Regions from separate parts of the Mus musculus genome. Here region 2 is linked to region 1. A link is a loop called in an ENCODE intact Hi-C map of the cell type or tissue named here. Cell type or tissue: left cerebral cortex. All regions are shown on one strand. Each heading gives the region's core, and the rest is flanking DNA. Links, peaks and the distances in the headings are about the cores only.

What was found. Hi-C counts contacts between places; a loop is a spot of excess contacts. Peaks named below come from ENCODE experiments on the same cell type or tissue, not always from the same donor. Only the 100,000 strongest peaks of a DNase experiment are listed, where the experiment ranks them.
Region 2: a loop joins it to region 1, with 4 times the contacts of the local background. A loop is called at or near these places in 26 of 42 quality-filtered maps.

What each region holds. Positions count from the first base shown.
Region 1 is chrX:153,385,774-153,394,113 of GRCm38, forward strand. It overlaps Klf8 (Kruppel-like factor 8), which reads left to right. Exons shown (of 8, transcript NM_001357183.1): 8 at 6,914-8,340. The coding sequence ends at 7,095. Among named protein-coding and RNA genes, the nearest start is that of Klf8, 30 kb to the left of the region's middle. In left cerebral cortex, for the core only: a CTCF peak has its summit at 3,689 (motif pointing right); a DNase peak (open chromatin) is centred at 3,712.
Region 2 is chrX:153,494,577-153,502,916 of GRCm38, forward strand. It overlaps Ubqln2 (ubiquilin 2), which reads left to right and starts at 3,656. Exons shown (of 1, transcript NM_018798.2): 1 at 3,656-6,986. The coding sequence starts at 3,878. The coding sequence ends at 5,794. In left cerebral cortex, for the core only: no CTCF peak of the experiment used is centred there; DNase peaks (open chromatin) are centred at 3,323, 3,701, 4,332, 4,552 and 3 more places; H3K4me3 peaks cover 4,206 bases; H3K27ac peaks cover 2,916 bases.

The DNA.
Region 1 (8,340 bases), core at 47-8,046:
TATGCTACTGTGCCTAGTTTTTCATTGCTAGGTATTAAACCCAAGGCATCATGCATGCCATCCTATGCAAGTACTCTACCAACTGAGCTACATCACTAGTCCCATAGATTTTTGCTTTGTCTGCCCTCAAACTTGCTATGTAGCTGAGGCTGACCTTGAATTTTTGATGCTTTTGTCTCCACCTCCAATTTTTTGTTGTTGTTTAAGTAATTCCCATGCTGTTTGTTATGGACTAGTTCACTTTTCCACCCACAGTATCTTAAGAAATCATTTTTCTCCATATTCTTTTCAGTACTTTGTGATTGATCAATTGGTTGTTTATTTATTTATTTGTTTGTTTATTCATTTGTTTATTTGTTGATTATCGCCCTTCTGACCAGGCTGGGGTTGAATCTCAATATAGGTTTCTTCTGTGATGGGTAAAAGCTAACCATTTTTTCATGTATTTACCGGAGTATTTGTATTTCTTCTTTTCAATAGTGTATGTTCACATTATCTTCCCATTTAGAGAGTGAATTACCCATTTCCTGTTAACTTTTCTGATTTCTTTGTCTATTTTGGCTGTTGATCATCTATCTCACCTACCTTCCTTTTTTTTTAATTAGATATTTTCTTTATTTACATTTCAAATGCTATCCCGAAAGTTCCCTCCCCCCTCCCCCCAGCCCTGCTCCCCTACCCATCCACTCCCTATGAATGACTAGCAAAGGTTTTTCTTTCATTCTGTAGGCTGTTAATATCTTTTGTTGACTGTGTCCTTTATTCTACAGATGCATTTTAATTTGTTATCATACCATGGGTCAAGTCTTGATTTTATTTCCTGATCTATTAGAGTCATTGTGAGGAGATTCTTGCTCATGCCTACATCTTGAAGTATTTCACATACTTTGCTCAAATAGTTTCAGTATGATGGGTCTGACACTAATTTCAGTCCCACTTTGAGTTGTGTGTTGTTTAGTGAATGCTAAGGATATATTTTTAATGTTTTGCATGTGGATATAACCAGTTTCCCCAGCACAATTTCAGGATGAGCTTTCTCAAGTATATTTATATTAGCCATTCTCGTCATTGGAACTAAATATTGAAGTAAGACAACTTTAAGGGGAAAAGATTTATTATGGTTCCTGATTTCAGAGGTTTTAGTCTATGGCCACCTGCCTGCCTCCGTTGCTTTTGGTGAAGCAGAGCATCATGGTAGAAGAAAGTGGCTCACCTCATGGTGGTGTACAAGAAAGAGATACAGAGTTTTAAGAGCATGAATGTATTAACTGTTGATCATGACCCTCATAATGCAGTCATTCCTAGCATTACCAGCTAGGGACATAACTTTTGTACCAAAACATAACGGTATGGGTTGTTTGTTTGTTTTGCTTTAGTCAAAGATTAGCTGGCTATAGATGTGTGGTTAATTTCTAGATTCTTTATTCTATTCTGTTGGTATGTGTGTCTGATTTTATACCAGTACTATGTTTGTTTTATTTTGTTACTAATGCTCTGTAGTATGTTTTGAAATGAAATATTATAGTGCCTTCTATTGTAGTAAATCTCCAACCCCAATAAGCCTGAATAAAGAATGCACAACTCAGTTACAATATTTATAAACTGTAGGCCTAGATTGGGCAGATTTACTACTATAGTACTCTATTCCCCAGCTATGAGATTCCTTGCTACCTGTGGCTTCTCCAGGCCACGTGGTTCTGCTCCATCTTCCTTCTACCTCTTATTCCTCTCTCTTTCCTCCATCTCCTCATTTCTCTCCTTCTTCCTTTCTTCCATTACTCTCTAAAACCCCCAGATCTACCTTTCTCTTCCACTGCGCAATCACAGGCTCTAGACTTTATTTGACCAGTCAAAATGAGCACAAGGTTCCCATGAAATCACCTGAGTCCATGATCCACTCCTCATCTGGGCAGCTCCTCTTGAGGAAGCAGAATTAGCATCAATATATCAATAGCACCAGGGCAATTCACAACAACCTTCAACATTATACATTTCCTCAGGATTGATTTTTTAAAAGACTTATTTATTTTATTTATATGAGTACACTGTAGCTGTCTTCAGACACACACCAGAAGAGGGCATCAGATCCCATTACAGATGGTTGTGAGCCACCATGTGGTTGCGGGGAATTGAACTCAGGACCTCTGGAAGAGCAGCCAGTGCTCTTAACTGCTGAGCCATCTCTCCAGCCCCTTAGGATTGTTTTGACTATTTCGGTCTTATGCTTTAATATAAATTTCAAGATTTTCTTTCTATTTTTTTTAAGAATGTGATAGGTGTTACATTAATAAGTAGAGATTGCTTTCAGAAATGTGATCATTTTATAATACTTATTTGACCTGTCCAAGAAACTGGGAGGTCTGTCCATGTTGGAATAGCTACGGGTTTTGTTTGTTTGTTTGTTTTTGTTTTTCAGTGTTTTATAATTTGCATTTTTAGTCTTCCATCGTTTGGTCTTCTGTCTCCTTGGCTAGATTTATTTCAGGATAATCTTCGGCATTTGTGATTGGAGTTCATTACTTTAAAAATGACACTTATCAATTTATATTGTGTGTTGGGTAGGTGCTTGTGCCACAGGTATTTGTATGGAGGTCAGAGGACAAACTGCAGGAGTTGGTTCTCTCTTTCCACCATATGGATTTTCAAGTGCCAGGCTTGGTAGCAAGCACCTTTACCAACTGAACCTTCTCAGCCTATCTTTCTTTGTTTCTTCTTTCTTATTTTTCTTACCTTATTGCCATGCATAAAATTTCAGTATTGTATTTAAAAAGAGTGTGGCTTGTATACATTTTGTTTTAGTTATTTATTTTTTACAAGAAGCTCTTTTAGTCTCTCCTCATTCAGAATTATGCTGATTATACGCTTACTGTGTCCTTTGTCAGGTTGAGATGTGATCCTCCTGTTCCTAATTTCTTCCAGGCTTATATCTGAGTCCTGTTCCACATTTATCAAGATTATCCTGGGATATTTATCTTTGATCCTATTTATGTACTGTGTTACATTATTCATTTGTGTACATTGACCCATCCTGACACACCAAGAATGAAAACAAGTTAACCATGGCTTATTATTTTTATATGCTGTTTAATTCAGTTTGAAATACTTTGTTGGGGATTTTTGTGTCTATGTTCATCAAAGCTGTTGGCCTGTAGCTTGTTTGTTTGCTTTTTTTTTTTTTTCTGATGTGTCCTCATCGGGTTTTGGTGTATATCTAGATAACACTGACCTCAGTTTGAACACAAGCTTCTTTAACCACAGTAAGATGGAACACAGGGTCCCCCAATGGAGGAGCTAGAGAAAGCACCCAAGGAGCTGAAGGGGTCTGCAACCCTATAGGCGGGACAACAATATGAACTAACCAGTACCCCCAGAGCTCGTGTCTCTAGCTGCTTATGTAGCAGAAGATGGCCTAGTCGGCCATCACTGGAAAGAGAGGCCCCTTGGTCTTACAAACTTTATATGCCCCAGTACAGGGGAATGCCAGGGCCAAAAAGTGGGAGTGGGTGGGTAGGGGAGCAGGGTGGAGGGAGGGTATAGGGAAATTTCGGGATAGCATTTGAAATGTATATAAAGAAAATATCTAATAAAAAAAATTCCACCAGAGAACTCTTAAACCTGGGGGGAAAGAAAAAAGAAAAAAAGAAAAAGAAATAGACTTCTTCAGGGTGCAGTGAGCTCAGAGTGCCACATGATGGCAGCAGTTTAACAAGCCAATTATTCATTTGGGTGTAGTGAAAATAGGAATTCCTAGGAGAAATCCTTGAACAATTATAATAAATTCTACACATAGTGAAACTGTTGTGAAGTGTGGAGATGGGCTACTACCATATCGAATAAAAGTAAAACAAAATTATATTCCCTATATTCTCCTTTTTAAGTGTCAATACTCATGTGTAACTGTCTAGACTTTTCCCTTTTGTTTGGTGAGAGAGATAGACAAGGTAGTCCTACCTAGTCTAGAACTCATTATGTAGACCAAGCTGGCTTTGAACTCAGAGATCACTCTGTTTCTTCCTTATGGGTCTGGGATTAAAGGTGTGTACCACTACACTTAGGTTATCTTTAGTCTTAAAATATCCAGGTGTGTGTCAGTCTTCTTACAGGCTAATGTAAAAATTTCTGAATATTGAAATGATCAGTAACTAACATTTTTAATCAACCAAATAGTTTCCTGGTACTACTCCAAACCTGTGAAGTCAGCCTGGACCCCATTCTGTTGTCCAATTATCTAACAGGTATACAGTTAATTAGTGAACACTTGAGAGGGTTAGTAGGTGTTAGCAGTAAGTTAAAAGAAACTAAGAAAATCTGATTGGCACGAGACATTAAAACTGCAAAGCTGTAAATGCCTTGGAAGTTTTATAATGGGGAAAGGAGGGGTAGAAGAACAAAGACTGATAGACATTTTTCTCCATTTATTTATTTATTTATTTATTCATTCATTCATTCATTTTACATCCCTATTGCTGCCCCCTAGTTCCCCCTCATAGAGTCCTTCCCCCACCCCTCCCCTTCTCCTCTGAGAGGGTGGGGCCCCCTAGGTATCCCTCCCCACCCTGACACATCAAGTCTCTGCAGGGCTAGGTGCATCCCTCTCCCACTGAGGCCAGATAAGGCAGCCCAGTTGGCAAAGGATTCCAGAGATAGGCAACAGCTTTAGGGATAGCCTCTGCACCAGTTGTTGGGGGACCCACATGAAGACTGAACTGTACATCTGCTACATAACGTGCTAGGGGCCTCAGTCCAGCCCATGTATGCTCTTTGGTTGGTGATTCAGTCTCTGGGAGCCCCCAAGGTTCCAGGTTAGTTGATTCTGTTGGTCTCCTGTGGCATTCCTGTTCCCTTCATTTCCTTCAATTCTTCCCCCAACTCTTCCATAAGAGTCCCCCAGCTCCAGTGTTTGGCTGAGGCTCTCTGCATCTGTTTCAGTCAGCTTCTGGGTGGAGCCTCTCAGAGGATAGTTGTGCTAGGCTTCTGTCTGCAAGCATAACAGAGTATCATTAATAGTGTCAGGGATTGGTGCTTGCCCATGGAATGGATCCCATGTTGGGCTGATTATTGGTCGGCCATTTCTTGAGGCTCTGCTCCATCTTTCTCCCTGCATTTCTTTTAAACGGGACAGGACTACAGAGTGAATCTCAAAATAGCCAGGGCTGCACAGTGGAACCTTGTCTAGAAAAAAGCCGAAGAAAAAATTAGATTTATTTATTTTCATTTTATGTATATGGGTGTTTTGCCCATGTGTATGTCTATACACCATGTCACATGGCATCAACAGAGCCCAGAAGAAGGCATCAGATCCCCTGCAACTGGAGTTACAGATAGTAGTGAGCCACATCTGGGTGCTGGGAATTGAGCCTAGGTCTTCTGTAAGAGTAGCCAGTGCTCTGAACAACTGTGCCATCTCTCTAACCCCAATTAATTAACTTTTGCAACAGAAGCTCACTTAGAAACCTAGTTTAGCCTCAAATTCTTGACCCTCCTACGTAAGTTTCTTTAGTACGTGTTGTGTGTGTGTGTATTTGTATGTATATATAACACACACACACACACACACACACACACACACACACTGTGCTGTGGTAGTTCTTCTTATACTAATCCCCTCTTTTCCTTTCCTTAGCATGCAGGTCTCATGATACAATCCAGCTATAACCTGAAGTCTCCAAGCATGGAGCTATCTAAAATACTTGGGCTTAACAACTCTCCCGTTCCTTTTTATGTATACATTTCTGACCTTACACAGAAGCAAGCTTTTGCTGAGTGCTCTTTCCACTGAGTCACCTGTTCTTATTGTAGATGACTTTGTTTCAGATTGTTCATTAGGAAGTATCAGATGAGAGAACAGAGTTATAATAGGGTGGAAAGTGTCAGCAACCTGGATCTCTGTTACAGTTTGCATGTAGAATTCCGCGTATGGGCTCATGTGTTTGAAATCTTGCTCTCCAGCTAGTTGTGCTGTTTCAGGGAGGTTACGGAAATTCTTGCAGTTGGAGGTTGACTGTAGGAGGTGAATCTCTGGGACTAGGCTTATAGCCCATGCATACTTTCTATCCTCTTTCTGCTTCTTGATCTATAGAGATGTGAGTCAAGCTCCTGACTTAATGGAGCCTCTCATCACCTTGTCTACTTTGCCATAATGGACTATATTCATTCCTCAAACTGTGAGCCAAAATAAGTCCTTTTTTCCCTAATGTGTCTTTCCAGGCATTTGGTTCCAGAAATGGGAAATGTAATGAATATTGTTCAGATTGTACTGTTTACTAACAATCTAGGTTTCCTTTTGTTTGAGGTTTTTTCCTACTCCTTTTTGAGACAATGCCTTACTATAGTTGCATAGCCTGGAACTCACTATGTAGACTAGCCTGACCTTAAACTTGCACTGTTCCTCCCGCCTCTGGCCACTACTGTCTCCCTTTTAAAATGCTTTGAACAACCTTTTGAGATATTTTTACCTTGATTTAGTAGTGTTGAGAAATTGACTTGGCCAGGGGAAAGCGATTACTTAATATACGGTTAGCGTGGTAAAGGTAGAATTCGAGCAGAATTCAATAACTCTTTGAGAGCCTGTGTTCTTCACTGTGTTCTACACTGTCTTCAGCCTAACTTCAGAACTTCAAGCAGCAGTATGTAGAGGCGTTTTAAAAGTTTTTTACCACAAAAACAAAACAAACAAACAAAAACAATATGTGAAATAATACATATGCTAGTTAACTGTATTTAACCAGTCCCATAGTGTGTACAAATCATGAAACTAGAAGACGTGCAATATGATGTTCATTTGTCAAACTAATTAATTTAAAAGGTGAATAACACGTACTTCTTCAAGGCGACTGTCTTACTTTAATACATTTAATAATGTATTTCTGCTGTTTTTCTGATTACCTTCAATATCATCATGTTTTTCCTGCAGGAGAGAAGCCTTACAAGTGCACCTGGGATGGCTGTTCCTGGAAATTTGCTCGCTCGGATGAGCTTACTCGCCATTTCCGTAAGCACACGGGCATCAAGCCATTCCGGTGCACAGACTGCAACCGCAGTTTTTCTCGATCTGACCACTTGTCCCTCCACCGCCGGCGTCATGACACCATGTGAATATCACAGGCCACAGCAGGCACGCTGCAATGGCCTCCTGAGTGTGTGCTGAAGTTGTAACTACGTTTGCCTCTTTGACTACAACTTGCCCCCATGATTGGGGTCCGAACAGCCTACTGAGCCAGGTTAATGAGACTGGAAAACAAGTTAGCTGGTCTCCCATGCGGCTCTTCATATTCCACTTTCACCTCTTCACTGTCCAGACTTCAGTTTTTGCAACCTCTTCCTGGGTTGAATTCAGTGCGGCGCCCATGGCTGCCCTCCCTGATCCCTCATGCTACATTATAGACATTTTTCCTACAATAACAAACAAAACAGGAATCAAACTCAAGGCTGTGAACAAACATCCGCTGCTCTCCCCTCCCCCCTGGTTTCTCTTGTTTTCTAAAGATTTTATTCACATGTGTGTATATATATATACACATATATGTGTATGTATATATATATATATATATATACTGTAACCAGTACTTAATATCACTTAGCAATGTCCTAAAATGAGGGTTTTTTTTCAAAGTTGTAGCTACAAGGGGCATAACAGTAGAGTTGGTTGATCAAATTTACATAGAATTGAGTCTGAAATACAGAGTCTCATGCTAACCGTGAAGGTTTTGTAGATCCAGTTTTACTTGTTCTTAACAGTTTGGTTTACAGGCAGTGCCAGCCCTCCTTTTGAAGTTCATCAAGAGCAATGAAGGGATTCCTTGACCTCCTTTTCCTCCTCATGCTCCTTTAGAATAAAAGGTTTTATGGCACAATTCCATTCTTTTTAGGTTAAGTTTGGACAAATATTCAAAGCACAGAAAGATAGATCAGTAGGGAGAAGTATTCTAGGAAAATACGTGGGCAGTGACAGGCAAGAGCAGACCTGGGAGCACCCTGTGAACAATTACTTGGATAAGGTGTTAGAACTGCTGTTAATCCCAAGCCTCGTTCAGAGGGCAGCCTGTTGAAACATCACTTTCGATGGGCTCCACTGTACTGTTGATTCTTTTGTTTACATAAGGCAACCATTCAGCGTATTACCTGATGAGAAATTGCACACTGAGCACGTTATAGAGAGGTGAGGGGTTGCACTAAAGGAATTTTGTTTACTTCATGCCATTTTGGGCATTTGTTCTTCTCTTTCTAATGGGATGGAAGAGGTTTTCTTTCTGACACTGACATATAGAAAGCATTTTTTTGGATGTTTTACAACTTCTATTAATACCCAAGCCATTTATTTTATTTAGATATAACAACAAG
Region 2 (8,340 bases), core at 239-8,238, 110 kb after region 1:
AGCATCCTTAATCATCAGAGAAATACAAATCAAAACAACCCTGAGATTCCACCTCACACCAGTCAGAATGGCTAAGATCAAAAATTCAGGTGACAGCAGATGCTGGTGAGGATGTGGAGAAAGAGGAACACTCCTCCATTGTTGGTGGGATTGCAAGCTTGTACAACCACTCTGGAAATCAGTCTGGCGGCACCTCAGAAAATTGGACATAGTACTACCGGAGGATCCAGCAATACCTCCCCTGGGCATATATCCAGAAGATGCCCCAACTGGTAAGAAGGACACATGCTCCACTATGTCCATAGCAGCCTTATTTATAAGTGCCAGAAGCTGGAAAGAACCCAGATGCCCCTCAACAGAGGAATGGATACAAAAAATATAGCACAGCTTTTAAGAACATTTCTTAGTCCCGTTGAACCTGGTAAAGAACTTACACTATACAGAAATGATTGTACTGCTCTAATATCACACAAGTATAGGTGATTCTGGTGGAGTTTTTATTACAGTCTCATTGACTCAAATCTTGCCCTCCATATATAACTATTTTTCTAGTTGTAACGGAATTTCTTCTTCTTATTATTATTAATTAACTTTCTGCCATGTGCATCCACAAAAATAAAGAATGATCAGAATTTTCTTTGCATTCTGTAGATCCACTCCAGGAAGACAATATATTTTACTAATGGATACAACCATAAATGTAGAAATGCTTAGTAAAATTGTCTGAAGATTTTAGTATACTTTCAATGCTGGTTAGCAAGTTGGCCTTTACTTCCCAGAGGAATATGAAGTTCTTGTTTCCTGCCACAGCTACTAAAAGTAATTCAGGTAATGCTTATGAAGAGCTGGCTTAGGAATTCTTTACCAACTCTGTCAAGCTCTGGAACTACACTGTCTTTCAAATCTGTACTTACTGATTTTTGTGGTGCTGGGGATAGAACCTGGGACCTTGTGTATGTTCTGGCTCAGTTCTTTTTTAGTTTGTACATGGTTTATTCCATTGCTTTCATATTGAAACAAGGTAAAATGTCTTTCTAGTATCTCACAAAAAGGAAAATGTAGCAGAAAGAGGAAAAAAAGGGGAAGAGAAAAGGATGAAGGGAGAGAAATATTGTTTGTTGGTCTTTGCTGTTTTCATTTTATGGCTGGCATGTCAGGTACCTCTTCCAGTTTTCTTTGTTGTCCTTGTTATTTGAATGTGTATTACACTAATTTTGCTATTATTGGGCATTTAAAATCTTAAAATGTATAAATTTGACTCTGAATTCATTCACATAGTACCCCATAAATCTAATGTTAATGAACTCAGACCTGCTAAAAATGAATATTCTTATTCACCACTTATTTCAATTGGCTTGGGATGGGGCCTAGAAATTTCTATCAGTATCAAGTTCCTTAAACTACATATAGGGTAATCTTGTGGTAAGTATTGAGATTATATTCTCATTATAATTATGCTTACCAATTCATTCTACTAAGAATTTCAATTTGTACTATCTCAAAAGTGTTCGGATTTCTTTAAATTTTAAGTGTTTTCTTCTTCCTCATTTTTGTTAATAGTATTTACCTTTAAGAGTCATTAACAATTCCTTGTGATATAGTATTAAATTTCTATTTATTTTCAGAAAAGTTAAACATATTTTAACAGAGGTGAGTTGTCACTATCTAAAATCAGCCATTGCTGGTAGCCTGTCATGTTTCCTTCGAGTTTAGAGACAAAGCACATTTTTACAGCTTTAACTCCAGTTCCATTTAGTCATTGTGTAGAATCCTGTACCATTTCCTCTTCCTTGTGACTAGATGTTTAGAATGACTGCCTCTTGTACATTTATTTTCTGTTAATTTTTCTTTCAGTACTAGGAATTGAACCCAGGGTCTCTTCACACACAGTACGCATGTGCTCCATCAGTGAGCAGCAGCCCAGCCCTTCTAGCTAATAGAATATTTTATATACATATGTACATATGTTTTAAATACCATAGATATTTACATTTGATGTGTGTCAGTTAATTATGTTTTGATATGTATTTAAAGCAAGTATACTTTTCATTGTACATTATATCTATATGAGCTCTTGCATATATAATGATTTTTGTACTAGTCATGGGTATAATGGCCCTGTATTTTGTTTTACACTGAGATTTATTAAGGTACTGTGACGTAATGATTTTGAAATGCTGTTAAATCATCTCTAGGTTTTTGTATGGGAAAAGGATTTTCTGTGTTCAAAGCAAGAGAAATAAATGATTTCAGAATAATTTCTTCTATAATTCAGGTTTTCTATAACAGTAATACTCCATTTTTTGTTTTCTTTATTTAATCCATAATGATTATGTTAATTTCTGCCACGACTATTGTGTGCCTGTCAATTTTTACCTTTACTCTTGTCTGAAAATAATATTTGTAGTTTTTAAAAATCATAAACGCAATGCATATTTATTCATCAAATTCACAATCTTATAAAAATAGAAAATAAGAATTATTTACAATTTCAGCTCTTACTAATAATTACCTTTATCATAATGGAGTATAGCCTTTCAGATTTTTTTCACACATACAGTCTACAAGCTTTTTGATGCTGACACCTACACACATGTATTGTTTCCATTTGTTAAGAAAACCATAAAAAATAACCCCAAATATCGTCTATTATTTTCTCCTAACTACAGTGCATTTAATGTATTTTTTAGAGACATGTAATACTACATGAATTAGCCACCATCTTTTAGACACAGGGATTATTTTATTGTATGGCAAAATCATAGTATTCCTGTCACAGACCCATTTAACTAGCTAAACGCTATTTTTTAAAATGCCACGTTGTTTATATATACTTTTCGAATTGATTATTAGGTCTTTCTAAACAAAGGTGCAAATCCTTAAAATGTCCATTTGTATTTTCAAACTGCCCCATTACAACAATTCATACTACGACTAGCATGAGAGTGCATTTTCTCGGCTCCTGGTCAACAAGGTTTAACGTTCTTTTTTTTTTTTTTATCGCTGCCAATATGATAAACCCGAAGGAAAAATCTCATTGTGTTTATTTGAATCCCTTTGATTAGGAGCGAGCCTCATCTTTTCAGAAGCCTGTTGGCCGTTTCTCGGCTTCTTTTGTAAAATGCTCGCTCCCGCCATGCCTTCCCTTCCCCCAACCGGGCGCTCATTCTCCCTTTTTGCTTTGTCAGAGTTCTTTACTATTCATTTTTCGTCCTTTGCCTGGGATCGGTTCAATTCAGGCTTTCATCCTTTCACTGCCTCCCAGATTGCGAACCCACATTCTCCATTGGTCTTTCAGTGGCTGCTAAAGAAGCTGCCTCCCTCTTCCTCCTCCTGGCCTCCTCCCTTCCCCCCTCGCCTCGCCCGCCTCGCCTTGGTCCCCTGGCTTTTCTCTCCAGCCTCCTTCCTTTTCCTTCTCTTCCCCCCTCTCTTTGTTTATTTCTCCCTCCCTCTCCCTCTCCCTCCCTCCGCCCCCCCTCCTCTGCAGGGCAGGAGTTTTGCGCTCGGCCGCGAGACGCTCGCTGGGCTGGCGCCGCGTCAGCAGGGGGCGGGGCGCGGCCGGGGGCGGGGCGGGGCGGGGCGGGGCGGGAGCGCGGGCGCCGCAGCTGCAGGAGTCGCTGGGAGTGCGCGCGGGCAGATCACAAGGCGGCGGCAGCGGAGACGGCCTGCAGGACCTGCTCTCTCAGCCCTCAGCCGAGGCCTACGCCGAGCCGAGTGCGCAGCCGACGACCGGGAGGAGCCGCAGCCTTCAACTCTGAGGTACTGTGATCCGCGCTGCCCGCCGGGCCGCCCCAGTCCGCTGCTGCGGCACCTCCTTCCCTCGCGCCCTCTTCGCTCGCCAGCGCCTTCCCTGTGAGCCTGCGTCACCGCGGCCGCCATGGCTGAGAACGGCGAGAGCAGCGGCCCCCCGCGCCCCTCCCGCGGCCCTGCGGCGGCCCCAGGCGCGGCCAGCCCGCCGGCCGAGCCCAAAATCATCAAAGTCACTGTGAAGACCCCCAAAGAGAAGGAGGAGTTCGCGGTGCCCGAGAACAGCACCGTGCAGCAGTTCAAGGAAGCGATTTCCAAACGCTTCAAATCGCAGACCGATCAGCTCGTGCTGATTTTCGCCGGAAAGATCCTGAAAGATCAAGATACCTTGATGCAGCATGGCATCCATGATGGACTGACTGTTCACCTGGTTATCAAAAGCCAGAACCGTCCGCAGGGCCAGGCCACCACGCAGCCCAGCACGACTGCGGGAACGAGCACGACGACCACGACCACCACCACGGCGGCGGCGCCGGCGGCGACGACATCATCGGCTCCCAGGAGTAGCTCCACACCTACCACCACGAATAGCAGCTCCTTTGGGCTGGGAAGCCTTTCCAGCCTTAGTAACCTGGGCTTGAACTCGCCCAACTTCACCGAGCTTCAGAACCAGATGCAGCAGCAGCTCCTGGCCAGCCCTGAGATGATGATCCAGATCATGGAAAATCCCTTTGTTCAGAGCATGCTTTCGAATCCTGATCTGATGAGGCAGCTCATCATGGCCAATCCACAGATGCAACAATTGATCCAGAGAAACCCAGAAATCAGCCACCTACTGAACAACCCAGATATAATGAGGCAGACGCTGGAAATCGCCAGGAATCCTGCCATGATGCAAGAGATGATGCGAAATCAAGACCTGGCTCTCAGTAATCTCGAAAGCATCCCAGGTGGCTACAATGCTCTGCGGCGCATGTACACTGACATTCAAGAACCTATGCTGAATGCCGCACAGGAGCAGTTTGGGGGCAACCCGTTTGCCACGGTGGGGAGCAGTTCCACCTCAGGGGAAGGTACTCAGCCCTCCCGCACGGAGAATCGTGATCCGCTGCCCAATCCTTGGGCACCACCGCCAACAACCCAGACGGCTGCGACCACCACCACCACCACGACCACAAGCAGTGGCAGTGGCTCTGGCAGCAGCTCCAGCAGCACCACCGCCGGGAACACCATGGCTGCAGCTAATTACGTGGCTAGCATCTTCAGCACCCCAGGAATGCAGAGCCTGCTGCAGCAGATAACTGAGAATCCCCAGCTGATTCAGAATATGCTGTCTGCGCCCTACATGCGGAGCATGATGCAGTCGCTGAGCCAGAATCCAGATATGGCGGCCCAGATGATGCTGAGTAGCCCGCTGTTCACTTCGAATCCTCAGCTGCAGGAGCAGATGCGTCCACAGCTCCCGAATTTCCTGCAGCAGATGCAGAATCCAGAAACCATCGCGGCCATGTCAAACCCGAGAGCGATGCAAGCGCTAATGCAGATCCAGCAGGGGCTACAGACTCTAGCCACTGAAGCACCTGGCCTCATTCCCAGCTTCGCTCCAGGTGTGGGGATGGGAGTGCTGGGAACCGCCATAACCCCTGTGGGCCCAGTCACTCCCATAGGGCCCATCGGCCCTATAGTTCCTTTCACCCCCATAGGCCCCATCGGGCCTATAGGACCCACTGGCCCTGCAAGCTCCCCCGGCTCCACCGGCACTGGCATCCCGCCTGCAACCACTGTGTCCAGCTCTGCACCTACTGAAACCATAAGTCCAACCTCGGAATCTGGACCCAACCAGCAGTTCATTCAACAAATGGTGCAGGCTCTCACTGGAGGAAGCCCTCCACAGCCGCCGAATCCTGAAGTGAGATTTCAGCAGCAACTGGAACAGCTCAACGCCATGGGGTTCTTAAACCGCGAAGCAAACTTGCAGGCCCTAATAGCAACAGGAGGCGACATCAACGCGGCCATTGAGAGGCTGCTGGGCTCTCAGCCATCCTAATTACGTTTCTGTACCTTGAAAAAAAATGTATCTTATTTTTGATAATGGCTCTTAAATCTTTAAACACACAAAATTGTGCTTTACTTTTATTTTGATTCTTTTAAATCTGTCTACCTATAAATCTAATAGGATGCATTTTAAGGTGGAGTCCCTCCCTCCCTCCCTCCCTCCCTCCCTGCTCCTCCTCCCCCCACCCTCTCCCTTCCCTTCCAGCCTGCCCTCTCCCCTCTTTGTTTCCTTCATTCCTTTCTTTTCTTCTTTTGATTTCCTTCCTTCTCTGATTTGAATGGTGGGAATCAATACTGTTTCACTCAAAGGTGTTGCATGCAAACACTTCTCTTTATTCTGCATTTATTGTGATTTTTGGAAACAGGTATCAGCCTTCACAGTTGGGTGAACAAGTTTTGTCCTACAGATGTCCAGTTTATTTGCATTTTAAACATTAGCCTATGATAGTAATTTAATGTAGAATGAAGATATTAAAAAAACAGAAGCAAATTATTTGAAGCTCTCTAATTTGTGGTAAAATATTGCTTATTGTGACTTTGGCATGTATTTTTGCTAGCAAATGCTGTAAGATTTATACCATTCATTGATCGTTTTTGCTATTTGTACACAGTACAGTAAGCACAATTGGAATTGTACATCTAGAAGTATTACTGTAGAATCTCTGAGCAGAATATGTGTAACCAAAATAAGAAAGAATATAAGAAATATTCCTGAAGCTAGGTATGTCTCACAATTTTGTAGAATCTTACAGCATATTTGATAAATTTCTCAGTGAAAATGTTGGCTAGGCAAGTTCAGTTAAAATATAGTAGAAATGTTTATCCTGGTTTCTCTAAGTATACATTAAATTGTACAGAAACCTTACAGTGTAACATTGTGTCAACAGTTGCAGATTGATTGTATATGACCTTAATCTTTGTGCAGCCTGAAGGATCAGTGTAGTGACTCCAGGAAAGTGCTTTTTATCTAAGAGTTCCTCAGCTTCTCCCATGAAGAGACCTTCATATGCATTTTGATTTGTAATTGGAAATGTAACTTTTACTGGAAGTGTCATGTGATGTTTGCATTACTTTTAACTGCTATGTATAAAGGAAAGTGTATCTTTTGGCTCTATCAGTTATTTCTCTTGTGCACAGGGAAAAATGCATTAAAATGACTAAAAAAATAAAAAAATAATAAAAAATGGAGAAAGCTCTTTTATTTTGCCTTTTGGCCCTAGAATCACATCTAGAAGGGTTAGCTCCCCTCACAAGTGTTTATTTACAGGATTGTACTATGGGAAATTATTTTTGACATGCACATTTAGATGTTCTAATTATTGCCCCCAAAGGTTAACCAATTATTAATTAGTATTTCCCCTGCCCCCCCACCAGTATATTGGGAATGTGACTGGGCTTATTTTAAATAGATAAAATATGGGAAACGATAGTATCCCGGTGTCTTTTAGAAACAATATGTTGTTTTATGAGGTGGGGTACTGGGAGGATTGTTAAAAGCAGGATCTCACTGACTAGCTTTTTAGTTAGTCTAGTTCCTGCTAATTGGACTCAGCTATTAGGAAGCACTATTGTGCTACTAATAGGAGCCTCTAGTGTGCTCATGTGGTCATCTTAATACACAAAATTTATTTTCAGACATTATTTTACATTAACAATCACAAGCACCTATTTCATAAAATTCTGGGTGGCTCTTTCCTGCTAAGCTGAATGGTAAGTTGAATGCCCTCTGTCAAACGTATAGCACGGGCACTAATTGTGTGTGCTGCACAGTATGTAGCAGTGCTAATAAGGATGGGAGAAGCTTTTTTTTTTTTTCCTGTCGCCAGAATGTGTTTGCAGCAATTCTGTTTTGTGAAGAAACAGTTCTCTGGGAGATGGCCAGCAAGTGCAAAAGTCTGAATACTTGATTCCTGGTAAGACTCGGTGTATAGTAAATATTTGCCATGATTATTTTTAAATAGTTTTGTTTTTTTTTTTAAATATACCTAATACCATTTGGTCCATCCCTGTTTCTCAGAACAACATCTTAGGAAATGGTGATTTATTATCTCCATGCTCTGTGGTAGTGAGGATTTGAGATTAACCCAGAGATAGCCTAAAGTAATAAATTTAACTTAATGATGTGAATGATTTTAGAAGTAAATACTAAAACTGGGGGCATAGGAAACTAGCAGTAAATCTGTCACCACATGAGAAGCTGGATGCCGGCTGAGGCCTGGTTCAAGCAATTAAACAGATATGTTTATTCAAAACATCCAAGGAACAGAGAATCCTTGAGCTTTGCCAAATGTATATTTTTTTAAAGTATGCTGTGTAATTCCAGAAAAGATCTGTGCCTATTGAATCTATTATTCCCCCAACTTTATACTTTATTTAAAAAAAAAAAAAACCTGCATTGGCCTCACTTTAAATGACTTTTAGCTGTTATTCCTCTCATATGTAATACACTTTATATTATTTTATTGCAGGTTTATTTTTGTAGTCTCTTTTTTATTTTGGGTTCTTTTCATCTACTGAACAATGTGTGCACTTCTCCAC